Linked DNA regions of Homo sapiens: region 1 is linked to region 2. Evidence: chromatin loops called from intact Hi-C (ENCODE). Cell type or tissue: A673. All regions are shown on one strand. Each heading gives the region's core, and the rest is flanking DNA. Links, peaks and the distances in the headings are about the cores only.

What was found. A loop is a pair of places that touch in the nucleus more often than their neighbours do. Peaks named below come from ENCODE experiments on the same cell type or tissue, not always from the same donor. Only the 100,000 strongest peaks of a DNase experiment are listed, where the experiment ranks them.
Region 1: a loop joins it to region 2, with 5 times the contacts of the local background. A loop is called at or near these places in 4 of 110 quality-filtered maps.

What each region holds. Positions count from the first base shown.
Region 1 is chr4:115,105,434-115,121,849 of GRCh38, reverse strand. It overlaps NDST4 (N-deacetylase and N-sulfotransferase 4), which reads left to right and starts at 8,230. Exons shown (of 14, transcript NM_022569.3): 1 at 8,230-8,406. In A673, for the core only: no CTCF peak of the experiment used is centred there; a DNase peak (open chromatin) is centred at 7,829; H3K4me3 peaks cover 2,954 bases; H3K27ac peaks cover 3,535 bases.
Region 2 is chr4:114,772,994-114,789,409 of GRCh38, reverse strand. No RefSeq gene overlaps it. Among named protein-coding and RNA genes, the nearest start is that of MIR577, 120 kb to the right of the region's middle. In A673, for the core only: a CTCF peak has its summit at 9,030 (motif pointing left); a DNase peak (open chromatin) is centred at 8,979.

The DNA.
Region 1 (16,416 bases), core at 5,595-9,594, 330 kb before region 2:
GAAAGACCACAGGGCTAAGGATTAGTGAGTCCTGTTGCTGATCCCAGGTTTGCTACTTGTGTCTCAGTGTTCTAACCTATACAATGCAGATATAATACCACAATAACTAATAATAGGATCATTGTGACCCTCAAATCAAATAATCTATGAGAACATCTTTTGAAAACTCTGAAGATTTTAAAAATGAGTTGAAGATTACATAATGTTAGTATTGAATGTATTATGAAAGCAAGTAAATTGGAACAAACCTCTACTATCAACTGTGACTCAGAGTATCAGGTTCAACAAATAGCCTTTTTCCCTTAATCATCCTAACAGTGGTCATGAAGGGTCAGGCCAAATAGTGCTTTATGCTGGAGGAATAACTCCTTTCAAAGTAATCTGGAAATTTGAGATAGGGATTTCAAGAAACCAGATTGTTCTAAATGTACCTCTTGTTTAACTGCAAACACACACAAGAATTGCTTGATTACCATAGTTACTTTGGCAGATTAAAGAATATTAATTATTTAGACTTGAGAAGTTGTACTTGACAAGTAATTAACGTTATTTTAAAGATTCACATAATTTAATTTGAACTAAACAGTTTACTCTAGTTTGATTTAATATTCAGGTACAAATTGGATGTCCTAAATAAAAGGACTAGATTTATATTTCTTATGACTAAATCTGGCTTATAGTCGTATTAATTTTCATTTATTTACATTAGCCTTAAAATAATTTTTATAGGATATAATCATAATGATCTTGTATAGGACATCTCATAACGAGGGAACTGAGGAGACTCATCTCTCTGAAGGTAGAATTGCATCTGTGGCATAGCAGACAGGTAGAATGTTATAGTATGCTTCATAATTCCATGTATTCCATATCACTATGTGTATTAAAATCTGTAGATAATTGAATGTTTAAGATAATAGTATGTTTTAATGATACTACAGAATGCACAATGTCTTTTCTTTCAGTATATGCTAAATGCAAATTAGCAGTTATTACAAAGGTCATTCAAGAGCAAATGTTTCAAGTTCTAATATACTTAACATCTTTGAGAGGAAGGGTTTTACAGTGAAGCAATCTATTTTTGAGTTACAAGAGGGGAAGGTAAAGGAGTATATTTAAATAAGGAAGGTAGATGAGTGCAAGATGATTTTATAATAGAAATAAATTTGAGAGATATAGCTAAGTATAATTTTGCATTCTCCATGGCCCAGCCCTATTCTATGGTTAGATCCTTAGAGTTATATTTGAATCATTGATAAGACTTCGATTTTACAAAATTTGCCGCACTTTATATGTTACCTGTAGTTTACCTTTACTTTCCAGGCACTGAAGAAGGCACTACCTTATTAATATTTCAAATAAACTAAATGGTATTGTGTATATATATGTACATGTGTGTATTATAGATGTAAGTTATATAGGAGAATTCAATCTGCTATCTGAGATCTGAGATGCAGTGATTAAATCAAATTAAAGGTGAAACTGGAGGCTATTCACTCAAGTAATCTACCAGTAAGTGATACCAAATTAATTTTCTTTGCCTTTGATGAGACTCTGTGTTATGTTTTTGTGTGCATCAGTTTATATATTAGAGTTTGAGGGGAAGTGGAGCTCCAAATTTATGGTAACAGCAGTTTTCTTTAAAGCATATCAACAGAGATGAATTGGCAGAGTCTTCATTCACCATCTTTTATACAATATTGCCCTCTATGGGAATATTGTAAAATATTGAATATTTTAGCAGGGTGATAAGTATATTCTTTCATACACTCCTGTGTTCATCACATGATTTTTCTTTCCTCTTAATTTAATTACTTTGCTCTTTCCCACCCTCTAACAGGTATAAACAGCTGAGCTGACAAAAAAATTCATCATTGTTTTATTATATAGTAGGTTTAGAGTATCAGAATTCATTTTACTTTATTTATTTTACATTATATTTAATTATTTGTTTGGTTTTCTTTTGTAAAATATCTCTGTTTTCGGAGTACTATATTTTCATTTACTTCATATCATCTCATTTATGATAATTCCTTTTCAGAAAAGGGAAACACCAATTAAAGTTCTAAAATAAAATTATACTTAATATGGAAGACAAACAAATCATTTTACATAAAGGAATATTTAGAATTTACAGTGCCATTCTTCTGATTCTATAAATGCAAACCAAATTACAGTAATGTATAAAATATTTTCAATTCTTTAAAATATATGACAATATTTTTACTAAAATATTTTTATTCATGAATAATATTAGGAAGATTAAATGACATGGATTCTAAAAAGGAAAACTAATCTGGGTCTTCTTATCCATGGGGAAAATTGCTTTATAATGTATCTTTGCATCTTCCTTTTGAAATGAATTGTTGCTTCTATTTGTGACATACAGAACTGGTGCAACAGTTTCATTGAAAATATATTTGTAGGGGAAATGTTAATTTCTGGTTCCCTATTTTCTAGCTTTGGGTTGCCATCATTCGTTCATTCATTCATAAATTTATTTTTTTAAATGTCAGTAACTATGCCATGGCACTGCTCCAAGTATTAAGGATATAAGCCTCAAACAAACAAACAAAAACAAAAGAGATTATCTCTGTCCTCAAAGAATAAAGACTTCATTGCTAGCATTATGTGTGTGCCTACAAATCAGGCAACAATAGCAATATAATGCTGTGTACCCCATTGCTAGCTGGTTACAGAGGGCAACACTGGGTTTACAGGTCTTGGAATACAGCATGACTTAGAATTCACAAGTATTGCTTCTCAAGCTTAAGGAAACTTTCAGCCATTGTTGACTTGCTTTAGAACATCTCATGTTCTTATACCACTTCCTCACAACTTACCATCTCAACATGGTCCCCCAACACACACACACACACACACACACACGGCTTAAACCAAATAGGAGAAAGAGTGACAGCATCCAGTGAATTACCCCAGAGTGACGATAATTTACAGTGAGGCACTGAAGCTAACAGGACAGAAACTGATTTGCTAAGGCTTAGTAAAAAATTAAGATTTCCCATGCTGATCAGAGCATTAGCCAAATAGTTCATAAATGAGATGTCTTTCCCTGAAGGACTGGAGCAGGCGGAAAACAAATGATATTGGGATATTTAAAATACAAAAAATTTGGTAACAGATGAAAGAAAATATCCTATATGACAAAAAGAATTTTATCAAACTTATCACTGTGATGCTATGATTCTGGTCTGCAAGTAGCTTTCTCACTTTGAACATTTAGGACTTCAAATTAGAGAATGTAAAATGACTTGTAAGGCGTAAGTCAAAAGGAAATCACCATCAAACCCTAATAAAATTTGGCAAATGAAAATTCCAAAGAAAAGAGAAACAAAGAAAGAAACAAACTGAAACTACCTATCCTAGATAAAACTTATACAACCCCTATAAGGTATTTAAAGATCCTACTCTGATGAGACACTCCCGCTGGAGTTGGGGCCCAATTAATGCGCTTTATGAACTCTCCTCACCTTTGTGTACCCTCTAAAAGAGAAACTAACTGAAAATTCTCATAGCAAAGATCAGACCATGGAAAAATCATAAATTTAATTTTTACTGTCCTCCCCCACCTCACCCTGGGTCTCTCACTTGAGTGCTAACATTTTAGTGACAACAAAATTTCTTATGATGCAATGGTGTTTTGGCCAACAACTGCTATTTATTAAAAATCATGTTCCTTTAAGTAGTTGTCTGCCAAACTGGAATTGGACTGTTTAGTCTGTTTGTTCCCTCACTTGGCCTTTCAAGTTTTGCATCTTCAAAGGATTTATTTGAAGCATTAACATGCTGATTTCTCTCTTGCTACAACAATGCACTAGAGTGATACTGGCAAAAAGATTCTTTCTTCCAACCTGCTCTTCCTATTTTTTTCCCTTTTTCTAATAACTTGCTAACAAGAGATCCAGATGTGTAATAAGATAACATCTAAGTCTGTGACTGGGGTGTTTGTTATCCACGTAATGCTATTTGGCACTTACGATTTTTTTATCATGTATTATGATACCATTGAAGCAAAAGTGACTTTATGCAACTTCTTTCTCACATAAGTTCTTATCCTAACAATTGCTAGCAGAAGATTTTTTTCTCTTAATAAAAAGTTTTTGTATTAGTCACTCACAGCCCAATTAGAGGCTTCCCCTGCTCCCTGAAGGCATAAACTTTGAACGTAGAAGTTTCTTTTATTCATGCTTTTTCTTTTAAAAAAGAGTTATAGCCTTTCGTGTTGGTACAACAGGATAGTTGCTCATGTTAAAAAATAAAATTAAAAGAAAAGGATATAGACAGAAAGTGGTAGTGTGGTAATAGAATCTTGTATTTATAAGTTTTAGTAGTGAAGACTGTAAATTAAACTAAACGCATTCAATCAAAATTGTGAGAACTATAAATTTATTTGGTTGTGCTCATTCAAAATTATTTTTGCTCTAAAAGTAACAAAAAAGATGAAACTTGAAATGAATAAAAATGTACATTTAAAGATCTAAATATCTTCTGTTTATAGCCTGTATATGCATGTGAATAATTTTTTAAAAAGTAGAAATTATGAAGTACTTGGAATCTTGTTTTAGTATTTTCTGTGCAAACCTTTATTTATTTTAGAGGCAAGCATTTAAAACTTACCATTAGTAACAATTAGCAGAACAAAATGAGAAAGAAAATGATGAAAATTTTTGAAATTGTTAAATTTACCGAGTTTTTTTGAAGTTTTCTAAGATTTTTATTAGTAGATATTACTACCCTCTCATTTTCACTGTAATAAAGACTTGACATACAAACAAAAAAAAGACCTTCCTTTTAAAATAAACATCTTTTTTTCTTCTATTGAGTAAGTATATACAAAGATATATGTGTGTATTATAAAGAACAAAGCGTATATATGTATTTATAAATTAAATTGAAAGTATATTATGTTCTTAGATATATGTTATAAGTGTATATTATATAATGTTTTCAATGTTTTTCACTTTTAAAATTTCCAAATAATGCATATAACACATACACATTTCTTGAACTTCCAAGGAAACGCCACTGAAAATTTAAAAGGTAAATTCAAAGATAAATTCAGTTGAATGAAAAGGTTTTGTAGTGGGCAAATACTACTTTAACTTTTGCTGAGTCAAGAGAGCAACTGAATAAAAATATGTGGAGCTCTAAAAGTTTATTAGTTCAACAAGTTCAATTCAATTTTTTAAAAATCCATTGAGGTCTTAATATAAGTCTGGACCTACATCTTAATAGATAAAAGAACAATTATATTATACTTTATAGAGTGCTTAAAGAAACTTAAAAGCATCCACTTTCTTCTTAAAAGTCAACTATAAGCAATTGGGTGAATGCTTTGCATTGCGTGTATTGTTGAAAATGAGCTGACTTGATGCTACATTTTGATATTTAAGTGCAAGCCCTGTAAATTGTGGAACACAAGTTAAATGATTTAAAAAATTAAAACACTTTGAGCAAGTAATTATTTCCTCTTTTCTCTCTTGTGTATTACATTTCTTCCCAGAAATGTCCAAGGTCATTTATTTCATTTTCCCAACATGACAGATGAGAAAATGATAAAAGATTACAAATTCACAAATATGTTTGTTTTAGTCATTTGCGAATACAATATACAAAGAAAAGTATAAGAAAAATATTCAAAATACTTTGAGGATTATTTTGTTTTGTTTTAGTGTGAGTGTTGTGAATTTCTCTGGTTTTCCCCAGGAATAGAAAAGAAAGCACTTTTTGGTGGGTTTCCATTCATTTATACATATGTATATGGTGGGACCCTCTGCCTTCAGTACTTAGTGTATTTCTGAATGAAAAATGAGGCAGGGAGAGTAAAGTTGGGTATTTTTTCCCTAAATTGAATTTTAATTACTCATCTCTGGATTTTTTGAATTTCAAAGTTCATGTTTCACAAATATTTAAAAGAATTTTACCTTTAATAAGAATATCTTCTATTAATATTTTATATAGCATTTTTACACTGTGAAAGTAGTTACCTCTTCAGCTTAAAACATTGTTTATAGTTTAATGCTAGAGAAGAAGTTGATCAACATTTTTCACTTGTAATCATCAATGGATATCAGCTCTAGTTTATCACTAGAGCCGAGGATATAAACCCTGCTCCATGTTTTAATGTGATGGGTTTTATCTTCAGATCACTGTGTTGCCATTTAGTTCCAATAAATGAAAATACTCTGATAAAGTGGCATTCTTGAGTTGTGAAATAGAACTATGTCAATAATATAAAGATGTTGAGCATTTATAATAGTTTTTCATTTAAATTATTTTTCTAAAGTTAAGACTTAAAAATAATTACCCAACTTGAATAAAGAAGAAGGCATTATTAGTAAGCCAAACTACATACAACAGAAAAATCTTCAATTGGCTTTTACAATTTATGCTATTTTATGTTATTTATCAACTGTTAGTGTTTCCCATGATGCTACTCTAGTAATAATTATTTTATTATGACATCTTTGAAATATTTAACTGCAGTTTATTTATCCATTTTGAATTTTGATGTGTATCACTCTGAAAATTCTGACTTGACTTCAATGCATCTTTGCATTCCAAATGTTTTAAAAGGTAGTAAGAAGTACCTGAACGCTTTAATTATTTTTAAAATATAAATTTTTTCTTTAATATATTTTAGCCTGTGCACCTGAAAAACTAACTGATACATGACCTATGAGTTACTAGGTTTTATTTATTGCTTATGAATAACTGGTAAATATTTTTTCTAACTTGCTAGATTTTTTTTCCCTATTCTCTGTATGGCATATGTCTATGGCTTGCTAACCCTCAAAACCTTGTGCAGTATAATAATACTAGTAATCCTGGATGCATTAAAATTATTCTTCTGAAAGACCACATCATCAATAAATGCTGAGTTTTGAAGGACTCCCTCCTACCCCTACCTTCCAGTCTTATAGAGGATTTCATTGAAACCACACCAGTATTTCAAGTGGAACTACTACGTACAACCAAAGACACCCATATACCTGAGGAGGACTTGGAGTTGAGAAAAGCTTGTAGTTCTGTTCTGCAACCTATTAGGGGTGTTGAACCAAATTCTCATTAGCCTATCTTATTCCACTAAATTAAATGGTAGAAACTAAGGGATGTACTAAAGCAAGAAAAGCCCAGGGAATCATGTAGTCTGGAATGAGGAGAAGTACCTGAAAGCACTTTACTTTTACTTTTACATATATCCTAATGAATAAGTTTAAAGAACTTTACATAATGTATATAAAAGTACTTGATAATATCTTTATGTGTTTACACGAATTAATAGAAAACAAAGAGCAGGTAATTTTCAACTTATATTGCCACGTTAAAAAGAAGAAAAGAGACATAGAAAAGAACTTTTCCATAATAATCCAGTAGTTTACCTTAATTACTAAAACAATGCACACAATAAATTCACACGCACATACTCTTTCTTTTCTTCTAACATTTATCATGGTCTAAAATGCTGTTATTAACTTCAGGACTATGTAGCTTACTAATACTTGTCCGAGTTTCCTATTGCTCATTGTTGGCTTTTGTTGAGTTTGTAATTTTTGTGTTTAACTGGCACACATTTACAGCAGAAAATCCTGCTTTGAACTTTTCTTATTTTGTCCAATAGAATCTCGTGGAACAGTGTCATAGCTGCAAAGTGGAATTCTATCCTCAAATTTCATAGGAAATAGTCGAACTGTACAATGAAAGATTATGCAAATCTTCAAGGAGCATCTAATCAATCACCGCGGTGTGAGCGGAATGCAGCCCATCGCTGAATTAGCTTCTGTTGGAATGTATTCATGTGTAACATCCCACTGACTGGATGACATCACAACAGCTCCAGGTCCTTGAAAGTCTTGAGGATGATTAGCTGAAGGAATTGGCTGTTTCTGCCAATCATAATCCGGCAAAGCTGCCTTTATAGTTCTGGAGATGTGAGAGAGAGGGAGGGAGGGAAAGACCGACTACAGCTAAACAAGAGGCACAGCAGCACTAGCAACAGCAGAGCAGGAGCAGCTGGTATTCCGGTGATTAAATAGTTCTCATAGCCTTTTTGCTGTACTCGGTCTGCTCCCTGGTGTAATTCTCGTGTCCAAGAAGGAAGCTGCATTTTAACGGTGTGCTGAACAGAGGTTTGAATCATTCCAGCTGGCTGCTTGTTTTGAAAAGGACAATGTGTGTATAAATAAAAGGACTCTGCTGGAAGAGTTCAGACACTAAGACTGGAGCTAGAGAGTGCTCTTGGAATATTGTTGAGGCAGATTGCATGAACTGAAAGCTCCTTCTAATTAACCTGGAGCCAAGTGAACCTGAATACTGGATATCTCATGTTCTAACACGGGATAAATTCAAGTTAGAAAAAGACAAAATATTGAAATGCTTCTCTAGGTAAGTTACTGCTTAATTTGCTGAAATCGAGGTGTGTATCATAAATGAATATGCGTTGCTTAGCTATGTAAACAAGTCGGACACAATAAAGTTTTATTTGTGAAAGATTTATGTAGAAGCAGATAATATCTTAAAACCAAATTCAATCTCCCTTTTCCGCATGTGTGTGCTTACCTGTCATCATGCTTTATAGAAGTTATATTTGCACGTAAGTAGAAAATACAGTCGTACATAAAAAAAAAGAGATACAACTTGATAAAATTTAAACAGTTGCCGGAACATTTGCATAGGAAATATCTTATTTGATAACAACTTTAGCCTTTTCATATTAAAAGCACCAATTTTACAAACTCAACATCCAAAGTTAACTGTAGGGTTATAAATGTTTCCCTAATAAGTGTTACTGAAAACATGGCATTCAAATTACCGAAGATGGGAACTCCTGTTTTTTGGACCTGAGATTTATAGGCATGCTCTGTACTAATGGTCTGCTTTAGAGAAACAGCTGTCACAGACATGTGAAATTGTATGTTACAGTCATAAATTGCTTATAAAGAAATAGGTGCTTTCCTCCTACCTCCTATTAGAAAAGAAAAATAAATTCTTAGAACAATATATGTCATATGCCCTAAGCATAGTTTCCTAGGAGGACAGAAAGCTTTATGGTATACCTCCAATTTCCTCAAGCACAGAATAAGTTGGAAAACAAGAAATGTTATTGGAATATGGTTTTACTCATTCTTTTCAATATTCTTTTTGAGAAAGCTAAATAAGGAAAATTAAACCTTATTTTTCTTAGAATTTGTCCTGATTAATAAAATACTATATTCTACAGAATTCCTGTCATAGTTTTTTTAAGTGATTATATGTTTTGTTTATTATGATAAGTTATACTGTGAGTTCTCATACAGCTTTAGAAAGTTTTAAGTTTATGTTTTATCATGTCTCTTTCAAACTCACCTTTGCTTGTTTTCGTGGTGCCTTTTATCAGAATATTTTTCATTTGCACAGTTTCATAAATGCTTTAACATAAATTGCATACCAAGATACTGATGTGTTTCTGTAACTCTCAGAATGATTTTAGTTTTCCACTTTCTCACCAACAACATGGTTAAAATCCTGTGAGGTTTCTGCCCCAAGAGGAAATTGATAAAGATGAAAGTTATTGTAATTGGTTGAATTTCCCCAAAACTAGGAAGCAATGAATTTTCCCACAACGATGTAAAGGTTTTTTTTTTTTTTTCATATCAAAAGAGTAATTTATTCTACTCTATTAAAAGTATGCCAGTTAGCTATATCCCAGTGTCACATAGGTTCTGTGCTGGTCATTTGTGTGCATGAGTGTGTGCGTGTGTGTGTGTGTGTGAGTAGCAAGTTTATGTAAAGAATATAAAGTCCACTGACTACAACAGTCTAAGTTTTCAACTGGAATTCATAAAAAACTAATTAATAAGCAAAATATAATTGCCATTTACATTTATCTCAATATATAAATGGGAAGTTAAGCCTACTATTGTTGACATTTTTAAAAATAAGAAATCGTATGACAATACATTATGATGATCAATATTAAACAATGTTTACATTGATAGACATCTCATAATAAGCTAATTGGGAAGATTTTTAGAAATTGAATACTAAGCAGAATGGGCCTTTTAACTCTATCTGAATGGCACCTGGTCACCACTAAGACTGATACATAAAAACCCTTTGAAAAAGTTATAATATATATGAGTTACTAATATAACTTGAAAATCACCCTTAGATCCAATTTAGAAACTCAGGCATTATTTTTAAATAAAAGGAAGGTAAAACCTCCTGAAAATTTGAATTTTTTAAATTGATTAATGCAAATATATAAATAATAAATAAAAATGCAAATATATGTAAATTACATTTTGTTTTCTCCAAGATAGGCTTATTATTTAAGAAATGTGTAATTTTAAATATATTATCCTAAACATCAAAAGGAAGTATATGGGGACTATTTTTATATATAAATATATTAAGTCATAATTTGGAATTTCTATAATTGATAATCAAAATAGAAACATATGCTCATGCTTATGTTCACCTCAGGAAAATAAGGATCTTTCATTTTTTATTTGAGATTAAAAACTGTTATACCTATTCTTTCTTCTCCCAAAGAAAAGCATTCTATACTTGGATTTAAAATAAACATAATTCAATCTCAATACTAACATTAGTTCTTAAACGTACTAAATAAATGTTTCCAACCCAGTAGAACAGTTGTCCCCAGTAGGTTAAATGTTCATATGATCCCCTTGTACTTTCTGTTTGAGTTGAAAGGGGGCCTTTGGAAATAAAATCCAAAGATCAAACTTTGTGTGCATCATTTACAAGCAATTACTAAGGGAGAAGAGAGAAGCATTTAGCATACTGTGTTCAAACTAGAAGATTCTGGCTGGTGCTGCCTTCCCAGATTTAGAAAGCAGCTGGGGAAACATAAAATAAAGCTAGAATATCAGCCCTGGCTGGAAGCCAAGACAGAGAAGCTGTGCACCCAGAAGGCTAATTCTTTCTGGGCTAAAATTCATTGATAATGCATTATGTTTAGAGTCTAACCTGAAGTGTTATTTTTTTTCTCCAGTACAAACTGTGGGATATTTAAAGAACAAATATATTTTCTAAGTAGAATTAAATTTTAAACTAACAAAGGTTTCTTCTTTATTAAAAGTTGCTCTGTTGAAAAAATGCAAATAAGCCTACCAGAAACTCCTATAAAATACAGTTTATTCTCAGGAAAAGAAAAAGAAATAACGATGAGATGCATCATCTAACCATGATCTTGGAGAGGCAGAGAGATCAGAAATGACACATATGGATACATGCCAAAACAAAGAAATGTGAAAGTTTTATTAAAATACCTGGCCTAGTAAAATTTACAGTAAAGATACACACACTAAATACTGTTGTAGCATATATCTTCTGAAGGTAGGCAGCAAACATAAGGTAAACTCTCATTACGTACCCCCAGATAACTAGGAAAAAGAGAAACCATGTTGTCTGTTGATTTATTTGAAGTTTACGAAGTGAGATAAATGGGTCAGGTGTCAGACACAATGCTACCGCCTTCAGCCATCATGATAAAACATCTAGCCAGCCTTTTCTTTAACACTTCAGGAAACTTTCAGCTATGCTGTTATGCAGGGTGTTAAATGCCCTATTTTTAAAAGTTATTTTCAGCAAGCTTAAGAAGTTAGAGGTGTTATTTGCAATGCAGAATGTGTACACATATATACAGGCATTTCTAATAGATATAGTTCTATTTCCAAGCTTTCTTTATCTCAGTTTTCTAAGGAAAACTATCACTTTCTAGAGGTGACAAATCTAAAATTTCTTTCAGAAATAATATTGAATTGAAAATAGATTTCCTCAAAAGCTAAAATAGTCTGAAAATGAATTCCAAACTCATCAATAGCCTCAGGCATTTCAAGGCAAAAATATTTTTTTGAAATGTGAATAGTAAATTACTCTTCATTCCAACAGGTAAACATGTTTGCTGATATAACTTAATGTATTTATTTTCTTTGCATTGTTATAGTTTGTCTATATTCATCAGTATTCAGAAAATTCATGCCATGAAATAGGTTTTAATAAAATAAACTACACATGACAGGCTAAATAATGGTTTTCAGGTGACCCTTTGAGGTCATTTACATACATAGGCTATTTTAGATATATCTTTTAAAAGAGATAATATACTTCATTAACACTAAATAAATAGTTATGTTTAATTAGTTGAAATTTTGAAAAATCTGAGAAAAAAGGGTTAAAACTATGTCTGAATGCTTGAGAATATAATTTGATATTGTACTCAGAAAACAGAAGCGAGACTTTTGTTGAGAAACAAAAGTGATGACTCTAGTGAATTATAGAATTGGGACTTCTGTACTAAATCCAATTTGTACTCTGTTTAGAAATTATTACTTTAAGTATTTGAAGAGTTCAATGAAGAAAGCAACTTTAGCAAGCTAATAAACACATGAGTTTTATGTGCGGCCACATGCTTCATTTGTTCCCAAATTAGAGGAATTTCTCTATTTTGCAAATTCCACCATCAATTGAACTTATGTTGTGATTTATTTCAAATATTTAGCCTCCTTTTAAAAAGTCCTTAATGGAATGCATCGTCAACTATAACTACACAGAAGTTGAAAGTTAGCTTGGCCAGGTTCACTATATTCAAGTAAAAAGTAAATGGAGAAATGCTTCCTTAATCTCTTTTCATTAGCTCCTTTCTTTCTTCTCTTTCTTTTACTCATTTTTCTTATTTCCCTTCCCTTCCTCTCTTTTTCTATTCTTTTTCTTTATTCTTTTCTCTCTTCTCTTCTTATTTTACCACTTTTTCCTTCCTTCCTCCCTTCCTTTCTTCCTTCCTTCCTTCCCTTTTCCCTCTTTCCTTCCTTCTTCCTTCTTGCTTTCCTACCTTCCTCTTGTCTTTTTTCCTTTCTTCCTCCCTTTTTCCCTCCTTCCTTTATTTCCATTCATTTTTGCCACTTCAGCTTACATGCTCTCTTGTGTAATTGGAAAGCAAATCACTCATCTTTAGTATTGTGGCAATTATTAATCTAATAACCTGGTTTGAACACAGAGTAAGTGGGGAAAATGAAGAGAAAGAGTGGGTTAAGTTGCAATAAGCAATCAAGGAAAAGTGAAATAGGGTGGGAGATTTATTTCAGAGAAATAGTGATGTTGACTTTAACATATGGGCTGTTCTTCCACCTATAAATTTCCATTTAATTTACTAAATTATTTAAGTGGAATTCTTTTTTTTCCAACACTCCCTTTTTAATATCAGTCACATCTTTTCCATATAGCAGATGCACCTTAGTGGTAAAAAATAAAATGATAATAATAAATATAAATAATTTTTCCTTAGAAATTTTAAATCCTCTAAATCATTTTTATATCTAGTAGTTTAAGGATATTAACATTCATAAGCAACCCAAAGGCCAACTGCCATGCTAGTGGAAGAAAAAGAGAGAAGGGAAAGTGATTTCACACATTTAGATGCTTTGGCTTGATTCTATTCCTGAATCAGAAATTCAGTTGTAGACTGCTGATCCACAGAATTTGTCATAGTTCATCAGACACCTCAAAAGAGTTCTTCTTCTTCTTGATGTATTGAATAGTCTTTCATGCCTACATAACAATCATTTAAACATCAGAAATAAATATAACATCACTAAAGATTAATGCAAGGAAAGGTAACAGATGCAGAGATGCATATGCTCCTGTGAATGCATATAACAGTCCTAATTCTATTCATTACTCTAAAGTGCAAGTGAATAATTAGAATCAGAATTTAAATTTGGTTTCTCAATCAATCTTTCACTAATAGTTATGTCAATTCAATTGAGATTCCCTGTACTGTAATAAGTAAAATAAAACACAATCAATAAATTATACTACCAACTTATCTAAAGTATTATGGTTCCTGATAACACAGTTTTTGAAGTTTCTTTCCTTGAAACAGGACATTTTCTTGATATCCATAGAAATAATGCTAAAATTGATCAATCGAGGTTGAACTCAATTCAATACTTAAATTACTCTATCTGTCTGGACATATTTTTCACCTTAGACAGAAAAAAATAGCTTTTTTACTTTTGCTCAATAATGTTCATAAAAATAAGGAAAATAAATATTTTCTATTATTTTTAATATGTGTCAGGCACCATGCAAGTTACTAGGGTGAACAAAATAGCTCTCAGGAGGCTTATATTCTCATGGTAGAAAACTGACAGTAAATAAATAAAGACCCCACAGTAGTGCCTGTGAGTGCTATAAAGATAAGTCAAGGTGGCACATTAAAAGCTGTATGTGAAAGTGATAGGACTGGTCAGGAAATGCCTTTCTGATAAGGCAGAAACTCAGTAAATCCATATAAAACATAGATGTCAAATTGAGTAACATTATTATTTTATCTTGTAGAAAAATGTGATGAGGAGTAGCAATTTCTTGTAATGTGCAAGCTGACAAGCTGAATTTTGTCTCTGTCTATTGATTATCCTCCTCAGGTCTGTGAAGTTGTTTGGGAGAATTTAAGATATGGCACACTATTTAGTGTCACTTTCTCTGGAAAGTAAAAAAACTAATCAGTTTTAGAAAATAGAAGTCTCACCTTTACTTCTATTCTTTATATTTCTAAGTATTAAGAAGTATTATGTGTGTAAATTATCTCAAATTACTGGTTTTTAAATTTTTTTCTCACAGACTGAAATTCAATGCTATTTATTTCCTTCTTTAATTTTATTTAGAGATAGGCTCTTGCACTGTCTGGCACCCAGGGTGGAGGCAGTGGAGCAATCATAGCATACTACAACCTCAAACTCCTGGGCTCAAGCAATCCTTCCACATCAGCCTCTCAAGAAGCTGGGACTATAGGTGCACACCACCTCACCCAGATAATTTTATTATTCATATTTTTTGTAAAGATGGGGTGTCATGTTGCCCACGCTGGCCTCGATTTCCTGGCCTCAAGCTATCCTCCTACCTCAGCCTGACAAAGTGCTAGGATCATAGGCATGAGCCACTGCCTGGTCTCAGTGCTATTACTAAATCTTACGTAGCAGAGGAGCTGGCTCCATATCTCATTCTCCCAAATTGGTGGCGGTAAGAACCAATATTCCAAAACATCACCCAGTTGGCTGGAATGATGGACCTAACATAATGAAATGAAGATCGATGTAATTCTTAGTATCCATGGGTCCATCTGTGAATTCAACTAACTGAAAATGAAAAGTATTTTAAAACATAGATGATTGTTTCTGTACTAAACATGTGCAGGCATTTTTTCCTGTCATTACTCTCTAAATAATACAGTATAACAATTATGTACATATCATTCACATCGTATTAGGTATCATAAGTCATCTAGAATTGAGCTAGAGTATACAGGAGGATGTGTATAGGCTACATGCAAATACTATGCGATTTTATACAGGGGTTTCAGTATCTCTGGATTTTGGTCCTGGAGGGTTAGGGGGTCCAGGAACCACTCCTTATGACAAGAGATGACTGTTTCTTTTTTAAAAAATTTCTCCAATTATAAAATTACCTCAAATTTAACAAGAACCAAAAGTTTGATGACACTAATACAATGCTAATACAAACTTAGAATGCATTAACAGAACCATAGTGTCAACATCCAGGAAACAGTTATCTGTGATCCTATTTAATACAAGTCTGACATTATTTGGCCTGTTCATCATTCTCAGTTTCCCGATGCCTCATGTTAATAGCAGTCTTCTATGACCTTCCTCTTCCCCCATGGTGAACCAGATATTTTTGCCCTACCCCCACACTGTTCCATCAGGGCACTTATTACCTTATGATGTAATTGCTGTGTGTGTGTCAGCGCTCCCCATTTATCCAAAAGCTTTTTGATGGCAGAAATGCTTAGAGAGTGCTTGACCAATAATCAATAGATACTAAGGGTTTGATAAATGTAAAATGTGAGAAGACATCTGGCAACTATGCTATATGAGTAACAGTTGAAAAACACAGTAATAATTAAAGGAAAAAAGCTAAAAGGGAGCAGTATAGTTATCTTTATATATTAGATACTTTTTTATGCAAAAGGAATTTGTTTTATGTTATGTGACGCTAGCAGACTAAGCTACGAAAGGTACGGAAGTTGTTTCTATGCAATGTCAGGTAAAACAATACTTCCTAAAAATCAGTGAGATTCTACTCAGTCAAAGCAACAAACACAGGCTGGAATGCTACCTGTTCAGAAGACTTTTGTGGAAGGAATTTCTGCCTTGCGTAGAAAATAAATGCTGGCTACCAAGATTTCTTGTTGTTTTTTGTTGTCGCACTATAAGAAGTATGGACAAAGGTTTTAGAATGAGCACTTGGCCCACCTAAATCCAGCTCTAGCAGTTGGCTGGAAGACTGGTCAACATAATTCAAGTAAATAACCACTGGGTAAAATTACACAGTGGAAATTACTCAGGATATGCCCTAGAGTAAAAAAGCAAA
Region 2 (16,416 bases), core at 7,045-11,044:
TGTTGGAATGAATGAATGGAATCCATGTTAACAAATTGAAGAAAAATAAACATGATTATATTAATATAGCCAGAAAAAAAGCACTTGATGAAAGTCAGCCTCCATTTATGACAAAATTTCTTATACTAAGCATAGAGTGATAAATCCTTATCACAGATAAACATACATCAGTGTGATGACATACTCTTTTGAATCTATATTTGAAATACTTCATGACTAAAATTTTTAGATATTAGTGTTCTATTTGATTGTAATTCATAGTCATATCTGGTAATCTTTGCTCTAAATGGCTCATTTTGTAAGTAGTAAATGCAAATATATTGAGTAAAAATAACCTAAAAATTAATTTTGTGCAAATTCCAGGATGTTTAAAAATGGCCTATATTAAAGCATAACATTTATCACTTTCAATTATAGATAACTTTAGAATGTAATTTGAATAATGCACATAGGTATAAGTTCTTATAGTTTTTATTTGAGTGTTTTTAGTTCATTTTTTAATAACAGCTTTATTGAGGTTAGTCACATCCCATAAAATTCATTTTTTAAAGTTCTCAGTTCAGTGTTTTTTAGTATATTCACAGAGATGTACAACCATCTTCACACTCTAAATTTAGAACATTTCCATAACCCCAGTAAGAAGCTCTGTACCCAATACCATTCACTTCTCATTCCCCCGCCCCCCAGCTCCTGAAAACCATTAACCTACTTTCTGTCTTTATGGATTTGCCTCTTCCAAATGTATCATATAAAAGTAATCATTTAATATGTGACCTTTGTGTCTGGCTCCTTTCACTGAGCATAATACTTTCAAGGGTTATCCATACTGTAGTGAGTTTCAATACTTCATTTTTTTAAATGCTGAATAATATTCAATTATATAAATATGCCACATTCTTTATCCATTCATCTGTTGATGATTATTTGGGTGGTTTTCACTTTTTAGGTGTTTTAAATAATGTTCGTATAAATACTTGTGTACAAACTTTGGTGTGAATGTATGTTTTCAGATTTCTTGAGTGTATACCTAGAAGTGCAATTGCCAGTTCTTATTTACATTTTGAGAAACTGCCAGACTGTTTGCCTAAGTGGCTGCACCATTTTACAGTTCCACCAGCAGTGTATCAGTGGTCCATTTTCTCCACATCCTCACCAACACTAGTTATTGTCTGTCTTTTTTATCTTGGTTGTCTTTGAGTATGAGGGAGTATCTCATTGTGCTTTTTTATTTTTTTCTAATCACTCATGGCATTGAGCATGTTTTCATTTGCTTATTGGACTATTATAAATCTCCCCTGGATAAATATTTATTCAAATCCTTTACCCATTTTATGTAGTTCTTATTTTAAAATCAGGAGATACCTGTGCATGTGTATTTAAAAGATATATTGCATGATGCTGAGGTTTGGGGTATGACTGAACCATCAGCCAGGTGATAAACACAGTTCTCAACAGGTTGTTTGTCAGCACTTGCCCGTCTTCCTGTCTTCCTCCTCTACTAGTCCCCAGTTTCTATTCTTCCTATCTTTATGTCCGTAAACCTGATGTTTAGCTCCCACTTATAAGTGAGAACTTGTGGTATTTGATTTTCTGTTTCTACAATAGTTCACTTAGGATAATGGCCTCCAGCTGCATCCATGTTGCTGCAAAGAACATGATTTTATTCTTCTTTATGGCTGCATAGTATTGCATGGTGTGTATGTACCACATTTTCTTTATCTAATCCACCAAGATAAGCACCTGCATTGATTCCATGATTTTATTATTGTGAATAGTGCTACAATGAGCATACAGGTACATCTGTCCTTTGGCAGAATAATTTGTTTTATTTTGGGTATATACCTGATCATGGGATTGCTGGGTCAAATGGTAGTCCAGCTCTTAGTTCTTTCAGAAATCTCCACCGGGCGTGGTGGCTCATGCCTGTAATCCCAGCACTTTGGGAGGCTGAGGCAGGCGGATCACAAGGTCAAGAGTTCGAGACCATCCTGGCTAACACGGTGAAACACCATCTCTACTAAAAATACAAAAAAAATTAGCTGGGCATAGGTGGTGTATGCCTATAGTCCCAGCTACTCTGGAGGCTGAGGCAGGAGAATGGCGTAAAACCTGGGAGGCGGAGGTTGCAGTGAGCCGAGACCGTGCCACTGCACTCCAGCCTGGGAGACAGGGTGAGACTCCGTCTCAAAAAAAAAAAAAAGAAAGAAATCTCTAAACTGCTCTCCACAGTGGCTGGACTAATTCACATTCCCACCCAGAGTATACAAGTGTCCCCTTTTCTCCTCAGCCTCACCATCACCTGTTTGTATGTTTTTATTTTTGATTTTTGACTTTTTAATAATAGCCATTTTGACTGGTGTAAGTTGGTATCTCATTGTGGTTTGATTTGCATTTCTCTGATAATTAAAGATCCTGAGCATTTTTTATATGTTTTTGGGCCATTCATGTATCTTTTTATCAGAAGTGTCCATGTCTTTTGCCCATTTTTAATGAGCTTTTTGCTTATTGATTTCTTTAAGTTCTTTATAAATTCTGGATATTAGACCATTATCAGATGCATAGTTTTTATTTTCTCCCATTTTGTACGTTGTTTATTTACCTTGTAGATAGTTTGGTTTGCTGTGCAGCCCTCAAGTTTAATTAGGTCCCACTTGTTAATTTTTGTTTATGTAGCAATTGTTTTTGAGGACTTAGCCATAAGTTATTTCTCAAAGCTGATATCAAAAAGGGTATTTCCTACACTTTTTTCTATGATTTTTATAGTTTAAGGCCTTACATTCAATTCTTTAATTGATCTTGAGTTTATTTTTGTGTATGATGATAGGTAGGGGTCCAGTTTATTCTTTGTCATATGGCTAGCCAGTTATCCAAGCACTATTTATTGAATAAAGTGTCTTTTCACCATTGTTTGTTTTTACCAACTTTGTTGAAGATCAGATGGTTGTAGGTATGTGGCTTTTTTTTTTCTGAGTTCTCAATTTGGTTCAATTGATTCATGGGCCAGTTTTAGCACCAGTACCACACTGTTTTGGCTGCCATAGCCTTGTAGTATACGTTGAAGTTGGGTAATGTGATGGCTCCAGTTTTTTGGGGGTTTTTGTTTGTTTGCTTTTATTTTTTGTTTGTTTGCTTATTTTGTTTGTTTGCTTATTTCTTTGGCTATTTGGGCTCTGTTTGATTCTATACAAATTTTTAGAATCATTTTTTCTCCTTTTGTAAAAAATGTCATTGGTAGTTTGATAGGAATAGGATTAAATCTCTAGACTGTTTTGGACACAATAGATATTTTAACAATATGAATTTTTCCAATCCTTAAGCATGGAATGTTTTTCCATTTGTTTGTGTGTCTCTGATTTCTTTCATTGGTGTTTTTTAGTTCTCCCTCCTTGGTTACATGTAGACCAAGGTATTTAATTAATCTTTCACCTCCTTGATTAGATGTAGACTTAGGTATTTAATTTTTTGTGACTTTTGTAAATGAGATAGTATTCTTGATTTGGTTCTTGGATAGAATGTTATTGGTGTATAGAAATGCTACTGATTTTTGTGTATTGACTTTGTATTCTGAAACTTTACTGAAGTCATTTATTAGTTCTAGGAGACTTTCAGCAGAATATTTCAGGTTTTCTGGGTATAGAATCACTTTGTCAGCAAAAAGAGGTAGTTTAACAACTTCTTTTCATATTTGAATGACTTTTATTTCTTTCTCTTACCTGATTTTGGTTGCTAGGGCTTCTAGTACTATGTTGAATAAAAGTGGTGAGAGTTGACATCCTTCTCTTGTTCTGGTTCTCAAGGGGAATGGTTCCAGCTTTTGTTTGTTCAAGTATGTGGTTGGCAGGGGTTTTGTCATAGATGGCTCTGGCTCTTATTATTTTGAGGTGTGGTCCTTAAGTGTCTAGTTTGTTGAGGCTTTACCCATTTTTAATTGAATAATTTGCATTTTTGTTGTTGAATTGTGAGGGTAATTCATCTATTCTGGATACAAATTCCTTATCAGATATGTTATTTACAAAGATTTTTTTCCATTATGTGGCTTGTCTTTTCTCCTTGGAAGCAAAAAATTTTAATATCAATGAGGTACAATTTATCTATTTTTTTCCTTTGTTTCTTATGCTTTAGGTGTCATATTTAAGAAACTATTGTTTCTTGGTGACTAATCCAAAGTCACCAAGATGTACTCTTCTATGTTCTAAGAGTTTTATAGCTTTAGCTCTTATACATGTCTATGGTCCATTTTGAGTTAATTTCAAACATGGCATAAGGTAAGTGGTCTAACTTCATTTTTTTGCACGTGAATATCTGGGTGATCCAGTACCATTTGTTGAAGGCTTCCTTAAGTTTTAATAAATGAGAATGGGTAAAAGAATTCAAATGGGACTGCCTAAGCTTCACTCACAAAATTCTCCCTCAGATGTAAACTAGAACTTGCAGAGAATGTGGGAACTTCACTCAAGTTTGTAATTCTGAAACAAGCTGAGCTGGTGCTTATCCATTCCCACCAACATATGGAATCTTGGTGGTATATGGAATCATTTCATAAGTAAACCTCTCACAAAACTAATCAATTTCCCACTGGCCAATATACTTGCTAACATTTTTAGAATTTTAACTCTAGTCAACAGCCACATTTACCTCCTAACATAGAAATATTTAACCATTCAATAACTAGACATATCTTGCAAGCTCAGGTGTCAGGTGAACCTGTAAAAAGCCAGGTGCTGGAGATCCAGCAGTGAGTAAGGCAGAAATGGGCTCTGTCTAGACAGTCTATCCAGCATTTCTCACAAAGCAAAGTGCAGTGTTTTTCTTTCTCTCTAAAATGATTCTTGTTTTATTTCATTTCATACATGTATTTATTTAATCAAACTAAGTACCTACAATGTGTCAGGCACATTCTAGGGAAGGGTAATAAAACAGTTTGTAAAAACAGAGAGTGTCTTGGTCTCATGGGACTTGAAACCTAATGATATGGTTTGGCTATATATCCACCCAAATCTCATCTTGAATTCCCACGTGTTGTGGGAGGGACCCAGTGGGAGGTAATTGAATCATGGGGGTGGGGTCTTTCCCTTGCTGTTCTTGTGATAGTGAATAAGTCTCACACGATCTGATGGTTTTAAAAATGGGAGTTTCCCTGCAGAATCTCTCTCCCCTTGTCTACCACGATGTGAGATGTGCCTTGCACCTTTCGCCATGATTGTGAGGTCTCCCCAACCACGTAGAACTGTAAGTCCATTAAACTTATTTTTCTTCCCAGTCTCGGTTATGTCTTTACCAGCAGCATGAAAATGGACTAATACGCCTAATGATGGAGATCCATATTTATCAAATAAACTGGACAACAAGTACTCAACTACAACTGTGACAGCTGCTGCAAAAATTCCCGATGTTGTCAGAGTCTATAATAAAGGGATGGATTTTACCTGTCAAAATCACGGAAGATATTCCCTAGGAAATGCCACTTGATCTAAGATTTGAATGATTAACAGGTATTAACTAGCAAAAGAAGAATGAGATCAACTTTCCCAGACCAAAAAAAAAAAAACCAAAAAGCTAAGCAGATACAAATTCCTGAATAGGAGGAAGATGGCTACTCTGAGCATATAGGAAAAGATAAGGCCACATTCAGGAATTGTGTTTTTATCCTTAAAAAGGAGAATGATATTCAAGAGATATAACTGTCCCGACGGAAAAGCAATTTTCCAGGCAACAAAGTACTACCCAGAACCTAAGTGTATTTGTCTGTTTCCTCGCTATTAAGTCAGAGTGAGAAGCTTCCACCTGAATTTGGAAAGTGATCCTCAGGTCTTTCGTTATGCTACCTGCTTTGATGTACTTCTGGCTATTTGTTTCACCTGTATGATTTTATGTTTCTACTTTAGCAGTGTGCTATTTGTAGTCAGTTTAGCTACTAGACAGTAGCATGACATCACCAAGGGGGCTTCACAATACAATTCAAGCCACACCCCTGCTCATGATTTTCAAAGCCCTCAGAGATCGGCTCTGTGAAGATAACTGGCGCAGGTCCAGAGATTCTATCTTCTTGTCCCTACTCTGGCACAAAGAAGTTTTAAGTTCTTGCACAAATTTCTTCACCTTACTTGGCCTCAGTTTTCTTATTAGGTAACCTCTAACAACTTTCTGAATTTCTTTTGTATTTGAATATGGCCACTCTTCTTACCATCTCCAGAGATATTTCAAATTAGCCTAACTAAATATTTTAAAAATAAAGTAGCCCACGCAAAGAACATGCTATTCATTCCATGCATTGAAACACTGTGCTATCATTTAGAGCGAGGTTATAAGTCGACCCCCTCCAGAAATTCCTGAAATGCCAAAAACAGTTGGCTACAGAGAGCAGAAAAAGAAATGCTCAAATGACCCATGAGAGTTGACTCTCCTCACTCAGTGTAAATTGTTATTCACTTCCTGTGAGTGGGCAAATTACTGTTTACAAAGCTATTATGGGTCTCATTAGTTGTCATTATTATTTATGGATATCACAGCAATTACCAAAGTGCCTCTGTGCACTTTACCTTGGAGTTCTTTCTTTAATTAGTCATATTGAGTGTTACTAGCTGACCTCCTTGCATAATGGATAAGGCAAAGGAAGTACACAGTAAGGTGATTAAAAACAGGATCTTTGTTGTAAGGAGGGGAAAGGAATGAGTCTGTGAGGATCAATCAGTGACACTTCATCGCCAATTGCCAACTGCAAATTTACCTATATAGAAACCAAGAGAAATTACTCTGTTACACATGTAGAATAATGACATTTTGATGGACTTCCCCTCCTCCAGGGAAAGAGAGGAGTGACTCTGTCTTACAGAGCCTAGAAAGCAGGAATTAAATTGCCAGCAAGACTCCTATTAGCCTATTATTTAAATGTTTAACCCAATGACCCGGTGAAGCATGATTAATAAGAAATCTGTCCATGGTATCAGTTTATGTCGATGGGACTCATTGTCAAGTGGCACAAGCACATTGCAGACTTCTAATTTATTATTTAGGCTGATATGTCCTTGTGATTCACTTGAATACAAAGATTGGTATGTCTATATCTAGCAATTTCAGACTCATAATGTAATAATTTTTGTTTTGTTAATGTAATGCAATTTTTGCATCATCTCTCAAACAAAAAAATTAGGTATAAAATATGTGAAAGAGGGATTTATATTTTCTATATTATATAATACTTGCTACTTATATCAGTCAATCAAAACTACTATTAAGCACCTACCATACTCGCCAAAGTGTGGTAGTTGCTAAAGTGAAAACTGGAATAATAATAATAACAACAAAAGAGTAATTACCTGTTATAGTAAGTATTGCAACAGACTAGCAATAATAGTTTTAAAAAGGAAGAAATGTATTAGAGTAATGCTATAGGAAAATGTCCATGTAGGAAATAAAGGTTGAACTGAACATAACAATATATCTTGGCAGGTGTATATAAAAGAGAATAATAACTCAGACAAAGGGAAAAACCAATAAAAATGAAAGAGTGAGATGACCTTTATTATAAGTTTTGAGTCAGTGAGAAGCTTCTCCTAAAAGGTTCCTTATCAGAAGTAGTGAAGAAATGTTGACTAGGAAACACAGAAAAAACATATAGAGTAAAAGCAAGAAGAGTGTAAACTTAATGTTGTGCTACCAAAAGACAGTATGGTAATAATAATTTATAAATGTGGCTCTTGACATTTCTTTCAAGTATTCCCACATCATTTATTTGCAAAGGGCAGACAAAACATTGTCATCATTCTTGTTTAACAGATGAGGAAATAGCCTCATTACAAGTAAAAGACTAGTAAGTGACATCCACGTCTTGTTGAGGTGGTCTGACTTCTGAGGCAGGGATCTGATAACTTTATGGGCTTCACAGAGCAGTAACAGTGTGAACGTGTCTGTTAAGGACAATGAGTTTTACTGAATAAACAGGATGGATTGGAGAGACACGAATTCGGAGTCAAAGGCAGATAGAACCAGTCATCGGCTTCAGTGTCCTATCTTGTGTAAAGTGGTGAGAACATATATGAAATAGTCTAAGGTGAAGTGTGTGATGAGCAAAGAAGTCTAAAGCATAAGGAGGATAATGATGAAACTAACACATATTAGAATTTTGGTTAGGAAGATAGAATTTTGTGGGGATTGAATTCATATTTAGATTTGGACATTTGAATAAAAGGTGATGGGAAAATGCCCAAATGGAAACAGAAATATATACCACGTGAAAAGATAAGCTTAAGACACAGCATGGAGGTAATTGTTGAAATAATGAAATGAAGGAACTCTGTGGAAGTGGCCTGGAGAACATGATGAGCAAAAGCTAGAAAGCAAAAGACAGAACAAAGCCTTAGAGAGCAGTCACATGGAGGTAACAAAACATTGAAGAGTGTGCAATGTGAGGAGCTTCCAGTCCCACAATGGCAGCATAAAAGCAAGCTGGCTTCACTCCTCCCCACAGAAAACCAAAACCAAATATACAACACTGAGATTATCACCAGCAGTATCCCAGAACTGAAATATGAGGATGAGACAGTTCCTGGAGCCACAGAGAAGTGAAGAAAAACTCCAAGCAGATGGTAAGAGAACTGAACTTCTATGCCAGTGATGCCCGGCCCCACAATCTGCCCTGCACCAAGCACACAGAAAAATTTCCCTCAACTCCCGGTTTCTACAATGGAAAAAGTGAGACCAAGGTGGACAACCAGTTTCCCATACCAGGAGACCTTTCATTGCCTCAACCCATGGGAAACATCACCAGTGCCTGAAGTGAGAAATACTCCAGAAGACAGTCAGAGACAAAAGGTGGTCTATAACTTGGGTAAAGGAAACATCCGATCAGAGTGGCTGTTCAATAGCACCACACTATAGGAGGTGCATTCCAAAGGTCCACTTGGCACAAACTCCTAGAAGCTTTTCCACACTACCAGGATATCCCCTTTGAGAACTCCCTCATTCAGGGCAGGGAGTGCTCTGATTGTGTACTAAATCTGAGGCAAACCTGGGCTTATGCCACCATCTAGTGCCAAATATGAGGTAATGACCTAGCAGGAAAGAAAGAAAGGAAATTCTAAAATTACAAAGAAACTCTAAACAAATATATCCAGGAAAAGTCAAAAATAACACAGAGAAGACAGGAATAGATAGCTAATACTTCAATGCAAAGGCATAGACATATACTTGCAAGAAGCAAAAGCAAACAGAGAATCATGACCTTTCCAAATGGGCAAAGCAAGAAACCAGTGATGGAGATTAATAAGATGGAGATATGTGAGCTCTCTAAGCAAAATGTAAACTTAGCAGTTTTTAGGAAACTCAGTGATCTTCCAGATAACACAGAAAACCAATTCAGAAATTTATCAGAGAAATTTAACAAAGAGACTGAAATAATTGAAAAATAAAATAGAAATCTTGGAACTGATAAATACATTTACTGAACTGAAAAAGAATTATTACAAGCTCTCAACAGCCAAATGGATAAAGGAGAGGAAAGAATTTGTGAGCTCAAAGGCAGCCTATTTAATTGAAAATACACAGAGCAGAAAGAAGAAAAAGAATGAAAAGCAACAAATATCAAATACAAAATATAGAAAAGTATCTCAGAAAACCAAGTCTAGGAATTGTTGGTGTTCAACAGGGAGGTGAGCAAGAAAAAGGCTAAGAGAGCTTATTTAAAGAAAAAATAACAAAAAACTTTCAAAACTGGAGAAAGATATAAATATCCAAGTACAGGAAGATCAGAGAACAACAAATAGATTCTACCTAAGTAAGACTACCCCAAGACATGTAATACTCAAACTCTCAAAGGTCAATGACAAGGAGAGGATTCTAATATTCTAATAGCAGCAAGATAAAAAGAAGCAAATAACATATTTTTTAAAATCCTTCCAGTTGATCTGGCAACAGACATCCCAGATGAAATTATACAGGCCAGGAGAGAGTGAGATGATGTTTTAAAAGTGTGGAAAAAAAAAAAAAGAAAAAGAAAGAAAAAAAAACCTGTCATCCAAGAATGCAAAATCCAGCAAAGCTATCCTTCAAATACAGAGAGATGGTCTTTCCCAGACAAATAAAAACTGAGAGAATGTATCACCACCCTTCTGATCTTATAAGAAATACTGAAGGGAGTTCTTAAATCTGAAAGAAGAAAACACTAATGTGCATGAAAACAAACAAACAAACAACAAAAAAAAAATTGAAGATATAAAACCCACTGGTAAAATTAAGTGCACAGACAACCCCAGAATAGTCTAATTCTGTAATTGTGATAAAAATCTGCTCATAATGAAGCCCAGAATACAAATCTATAAAAAACAATAATATGCACAGTTACTTGTCAAGAGATAGGCAATATAAAAATATCTAAGTTAAGACAACACAAAAGCCAAATGTGAAAGGAATTAAGTTAATTTGCAGAGGATTTTTAAAATTTCATTTGTTTACATTATTCTCTTTGCCATCTAAGATGTTATCATCTCTTTAAAATAACTTCATGTGTCTGTAAGATTTTTTTGTAAGCCTCATGGTAATCATAAAGCAAAAACCTATAATAGATCATACACAATAAAACACAATGAATTGAAACATACTTCCAGAGAAAATCATTTAATCCCAAAGAAGGCAACAAAAAGGAGAAAAGGAAGAGAGGAGTTACAAACCAACCTGTAAAAAAAAAAAATCAACAAAATGCCTATAGTAATTCCTTATTTAATCGGTAATAATGCTGAATGTAAATGGACTAAATTCTCTAATTAAAAGACATAGAGTGGCTGAATGGATAAAGAAACAAGACCCTACTATATGCTGTCTACGAGAAGTGAACGTTACCTATAAAGACACACATAGACTGGAAATGAGAGTATGGAAAAAGTTATTCTATACAAATGGAGACCAAAAAAGGGAAGAAGTAGCTATACTTACATCAGATAAAATAGACTACAAGTCAAAGACTGTAAAACCAGACAAAGAAGATCACTATATACTGATAAAGGTGTCAGTTCAGCTAAAGGATATAACAATTATAAATATCTATGCATTCAACATCAGAGCACTCAAGTATATAAAGTAAACATTAATAAATCTAAAGAGAGAGATAGACTGTAATGCAATAATAGTAGGAGACGTTAACACCCCACTCTCAGTAATGGACAGATCATTCAGACAGAAAATCAAAAAGGAAACATTGGAGTTTCTTTTCATCAGCACATGGAACATTCTCCTGGGTAAGCTACAGTTTAGGCTGCAAAAAATATCTCAACAAATTAAAAAAAAGTAGAAATAATATTAAATATCTTTTGTGACCACAACAAAATAAAACTAGAAATCAATAACAAGAGGGTTTGAGCCTTGGAAACTACACAAAACAAACACATGGAAACTAAATAACATGCCCTTGAGCAAGCAATGGGTCAATGAATAAATTAAGAAGGAAATTTAGGAATATCTTGAAACAAATGACAATGGAAATACAACATATCAAAATCTATGGGATACAGCAAAAGCAGTACTGAGCGAATTTTATAGGAATAACCAAAAGTAGAAAGACTTTAAATAGACAACCTAACAATGCACCTCAAGGAACTATAAAAGTGAGAAAAAATCAAGCCCCCAAAAATAGAAGGAAAGAAATAATAAAGATCAAAGCAGAAATAAATAAAACTAAGACTAAAAAAAATAGAAGATCAAAAAAAAATTTTAAACTGGGTTTTTAAAAATATATTTTCAGCTAAACTAAGAAAAAGAGAGAAAAGCCAAATAAATACAATCAGAAACAAAAAAGAAGACATATCAACTGAGACCACAGAATAAAAAGAATCATTACGGACTAATATGAACCACCAGATGCCAACTAATTAGAAAACCTAGAAAAAATGCATAAATTTCTGGACACATGCAACCTACCAAGATTGAAAGATGAAAAATTAGAAAACCTAAACAAACTGAAAACAAGTAATGAAATAGAAGCCATAATAAAAAGTCTCCCATCAAAGAAAGCCCAGGATCTGAGGAATAAACTGGTAGAGTCTACCAAACACTTAAAGAAGAACTAATGCCAATTCTACTTACATGCTTCCAAAAAAAATAAGAGGATAGAATATTTTCAAACTCCTCAAAGAAGCCAGAATTACTCTGATATCAAAACCAGAAAAGGACACAACAAAAAAAGAAAATTACAGACCAGTATAATTAATGAAAATAAATGCAAAAAGCCTCAACAAAATACTAGCAAACCAAATTCAACACATTAAAAAGATCACTCACCATACTCAAGTGGGATTTATATCAGGGTTGCAAGAATGATTCAACATATGCAAAATATTAAACGTGATATATCACATTAACATAAGCAACAACAAAACCATATGATCATTTCAATAGATGCTGAAAAAAGCATTGAATAAAACATCCCTTTATGATAAAAAAAAAACCATCAACAAACTGGGTACAAAGAGAACATATTTCAAAATAATACAGTCCATATAGCAAAAACTCATAGCCAATATCATACTGAGTGGGGTACATAAAAGCCATTTCTCTAAGATCTGAAACAAGACAAAGATCTTCACTTTTATTATTTTTGTTTGACGTAATACTGGAAGTCCTTGCCAGAGCAATTAGGTAAAAGAAGGAAAGAAGGGAAGGAATTAGGTAAAACAGGGAAGGGGAGGGGAGGGGAGGGGAGGGGAGGGAGAGGAGACATCCGAATTGGAAAGGAAGAAGTTGAATTAGCCTTGTTTGCAGATGACATGGTCTTACATTTAGCAAAGCCTAAGGATTCCACCAAAAAAAAAAAAAGCAGTTAAAACTGATAGTTGAACTCAGCAAAATTACAGGACACAAAATCAACATAGAAAAATCAGTGGAATTCATATATGTCAACAGAGAACAATCTGAAAAAGAAATCAAGAAACCAATCCTATTTACAATAGCTACAAAGAATACTAAATACTTTACCCCAAAAGTAAAGATCTATACAAAGAAAACTATAAAAACACTGATGAAGAAAATTCAAGAGGACACACACAAAGAAAGAAAAGATATTCCATGCTCATGGATTGGAAAAAATTAATATTGTTAATATGACAATACTACCCAAAACAATTTACAGATTCAGTGCAATCCCTATCAAAATACCAATGAAATTCTTTAAAGAAATAAAAAAATCCTAAAATTTATATGGTACCAGGAAAGAACTGAAAATAGCCAAAGCAGTCTTGAACAAAAAGAACAAAGCTGGAGGCATCGCATTACCTGATTTCAAATTATACTGCAAAGCGATGATAACCAAATCAGCATGATACTGGCATACAAACAAACACATAGACCAACAGAAACAAATAGAGAACCCAGATACAAACCTACACATTTACAGCTAACTCATTTTCTACAAAGGTGGCAAGAACATACAATGGGGAAAGGACAGTCTCTTGAATAAATGGTGCTGGGAAAATTGGATAACCATATGCAGAATAATTAAACTAGACTCCTATTTTTAATCATATAAAACTTTAATTCAAAATGGGTTAAAAACTTAAATCTAAGGGACTGAAACTATGAAACTACCAGGAGAAGTTTCCAGTGGGAAACACTTCAAGACATTGGTTTGGGCAGAGTTTTTGGGTAAGACCTCAAAAGCACAAGCGGCAAAAGCAAAAATAGACAAATAGGATAACACCAAGCTAAAAAGCTTCTCCATAGCAAAGGAAACAATCAACAAACAGGCAATACATAAAATGGAAGAAAATATTTGCAAACTATCTGACAAGCGATTAATAGCCAAAATATATAAGGGGCCTAAACAGCTCAGTAGCAAATAAATAAATAATCAAATTTTTAATTGGGCAAAAGATATGAACAGACCTTTCTCTAAAGTAGACAGACAAATGGCAAACGGGTATATAAAAAATATTCAACGTCATTGTATTAGTTTGTTTTGTGCTTCTACAAAGGAATGCCTAAAGGCTGAGAAATTTATCTTTAAAATAGAAGTTTATTGGCTCACAGTTTTGCCGGCTGTACAAGCATAACAGCAGCATCTTCTCAGCTTCTGGTGAGGCCTCAGAAGCTCTTACTCATGGCAAAAGGTGAAGGGGGAGCAGGCTTGTCACATGGTGAGACAGGGAGCAAGAGAGAGAGCAAGAAGTGCCAGGCTCCTTTAAACAACCACCTCTTGCATGAACAAATAGAGTGAGAACTCACTACCACAGAGAGAGCAAGCCATTCATGAGGGATCTGCCCCTATGACACAACACCTCCCATTAGGCCCCACGTCCAGCATTTGGGGTGTCAGATTCCAAGATGAGATTTGGAGGGGATGAAAATCTGAGCTATATAAATCACTAATCATCAGAGAAAAATAAATCAAAACTACAACGAGGTACGTTTTCACCCCACAGATAATAAGTATTTAGTATAAGATATCTATCTATCTATCTATCTATCTATCTATCTATCTATCTATCTATCTATCTATCATCTATCTATCTATCATCTATCTATCTATCATCTATCTATCTATCTATCTATCTATCTATCTATCTATCTATCTATCTATCATCTATCTATCTACCTATCTATCTATCTTATAGTGGCCTTTATCCAAAAGGCAGGCAATAACAAATGCTGGAAAGGACGTGGAGAAAAGGGAACTCACATACAATTTTGGTGGGAATGTAAATTAGTACAGCCACTATGGAGAATGGTATGGAGGTTCCTCAAAAAACTAAAAACTACAACTACTATATGATCCAGGAATGCCACCATTGAGTCTATATTCAAAAGAAAGGAAATAAATATACTGAAGAAATATCTGGACTCCCATGTTTACTGCAGCACTTTTTACAATAGCCAAAATATGGAATCAACCTAAATGCCCATTAACAGATGGGTGGATAAAGAAAGTGTAGTATATATAGACACAATAGAATATTATTCCACCATAAAAAAGAATGAAATCCTGTCATTTGTCATGGATAAAATGAGGGTCATTATGTTAAGTGAAATAAACCAAGCACAAAAAGACAAATATTGCACGGTCTCACTCATATGTGGGGGTTAAAAAAGTGTATCTCATAAAGATAGAGAGTTAATTAGTGGTTTCAAGTGGCCAGGAAGGGTAGGGAGGAGAGCGATAAGAAAAGAGGTTCAATAATGAATACAAAGATACAGTTAGAGAAAAGTAAAAGGACCTTGTGTTCAATAGATCAGCAGGTGACTATAGTTAACATTAATCTATGGTACATTTCAAAATAGCCGGAAAAGAATAATTTGAATGTTCCTAGCATAAACAAAAAACAAATATTTAAGGTGATGGATAATCCAATTATCCTGATTTGACCTTTATACATTATATGAATGTATCAAATTATCATATTTACCCCCAAAATATGTACATCTACTATGTGTCAATTTTTAAAAAATTAAAAGGAGAAAGTACAATGAAAAATTATCCCTTTAAATGAAATGAATGAAAACTATATATAAGTATCCGTGACTTTTCTATACAGGTGAAAATTGTTGTCACAACAACTAATGAATATTCCATACCAAAGGCATGTGTTTCTAAATAAAGGGAAAAAAAAGAGTATCAGTAGAAGAGTGGGCCAAGTAATTGCAACCCAGCTTATAATTTAATGACTTTAGTTTGTTTTCTAAATATATTATGCTTTTGGGGAGAGGTCAGGATTTTTATTCTTCAGCATTTAGAAGTATCCCTATAAGGGGAAGAGATGGGGGTAGTAGGGTAGTTGAGTAATATGGGAGAAATGAAGAGATAGTCTTTAGACTTCTTTACAATGAGAAAAGAAGTTGTCAATCATGCTGTCTTAAATAAAAACAAAAGCAAGGGTAAATGTACAGGAAGACCACAGGGAAGCTCATAAAGTCAATAGGAACATTGGAGAGCTGGTCTATAAAATAGGCAGGAACAAGGGCAGCTCTAGAAGATAAACAAGAAATACAGCAACCAGGCTCTATTAAAAGCATTCTACTAAAGGTACCAGTTTCTCATCCTTTATCTTTGCATCTCAAGTCCCAGACATGAGCTTTCAATCAGTTAGAGTCCGTATGCCCTTTCTACTAGTGACAGAAAAGTAGGATTATTCCCTCATAATGACTTTTCCTGAGGGGGTAAGGCATTGTTTCCTACCAATACTGCATACAGTGAGGAATTTCCCAAAGCAAAAATATGCACTGATGCTGAAAATAGCCACAAAAATAACTCAAAACGGCAAACAAACAAAGTGTCTCTTATACAGTCTACACTTTGGCTGATCAGTATTAAAATATAACCTTCCTTCTATCTTTCACAAAATAGTATATATTTTTAAAATCCTAACAATATAACCATCCTTTTTACAACTTAAGGATATTCATTCACTGCTCAGATATTCAAAGATTAAGTGTTTTCCA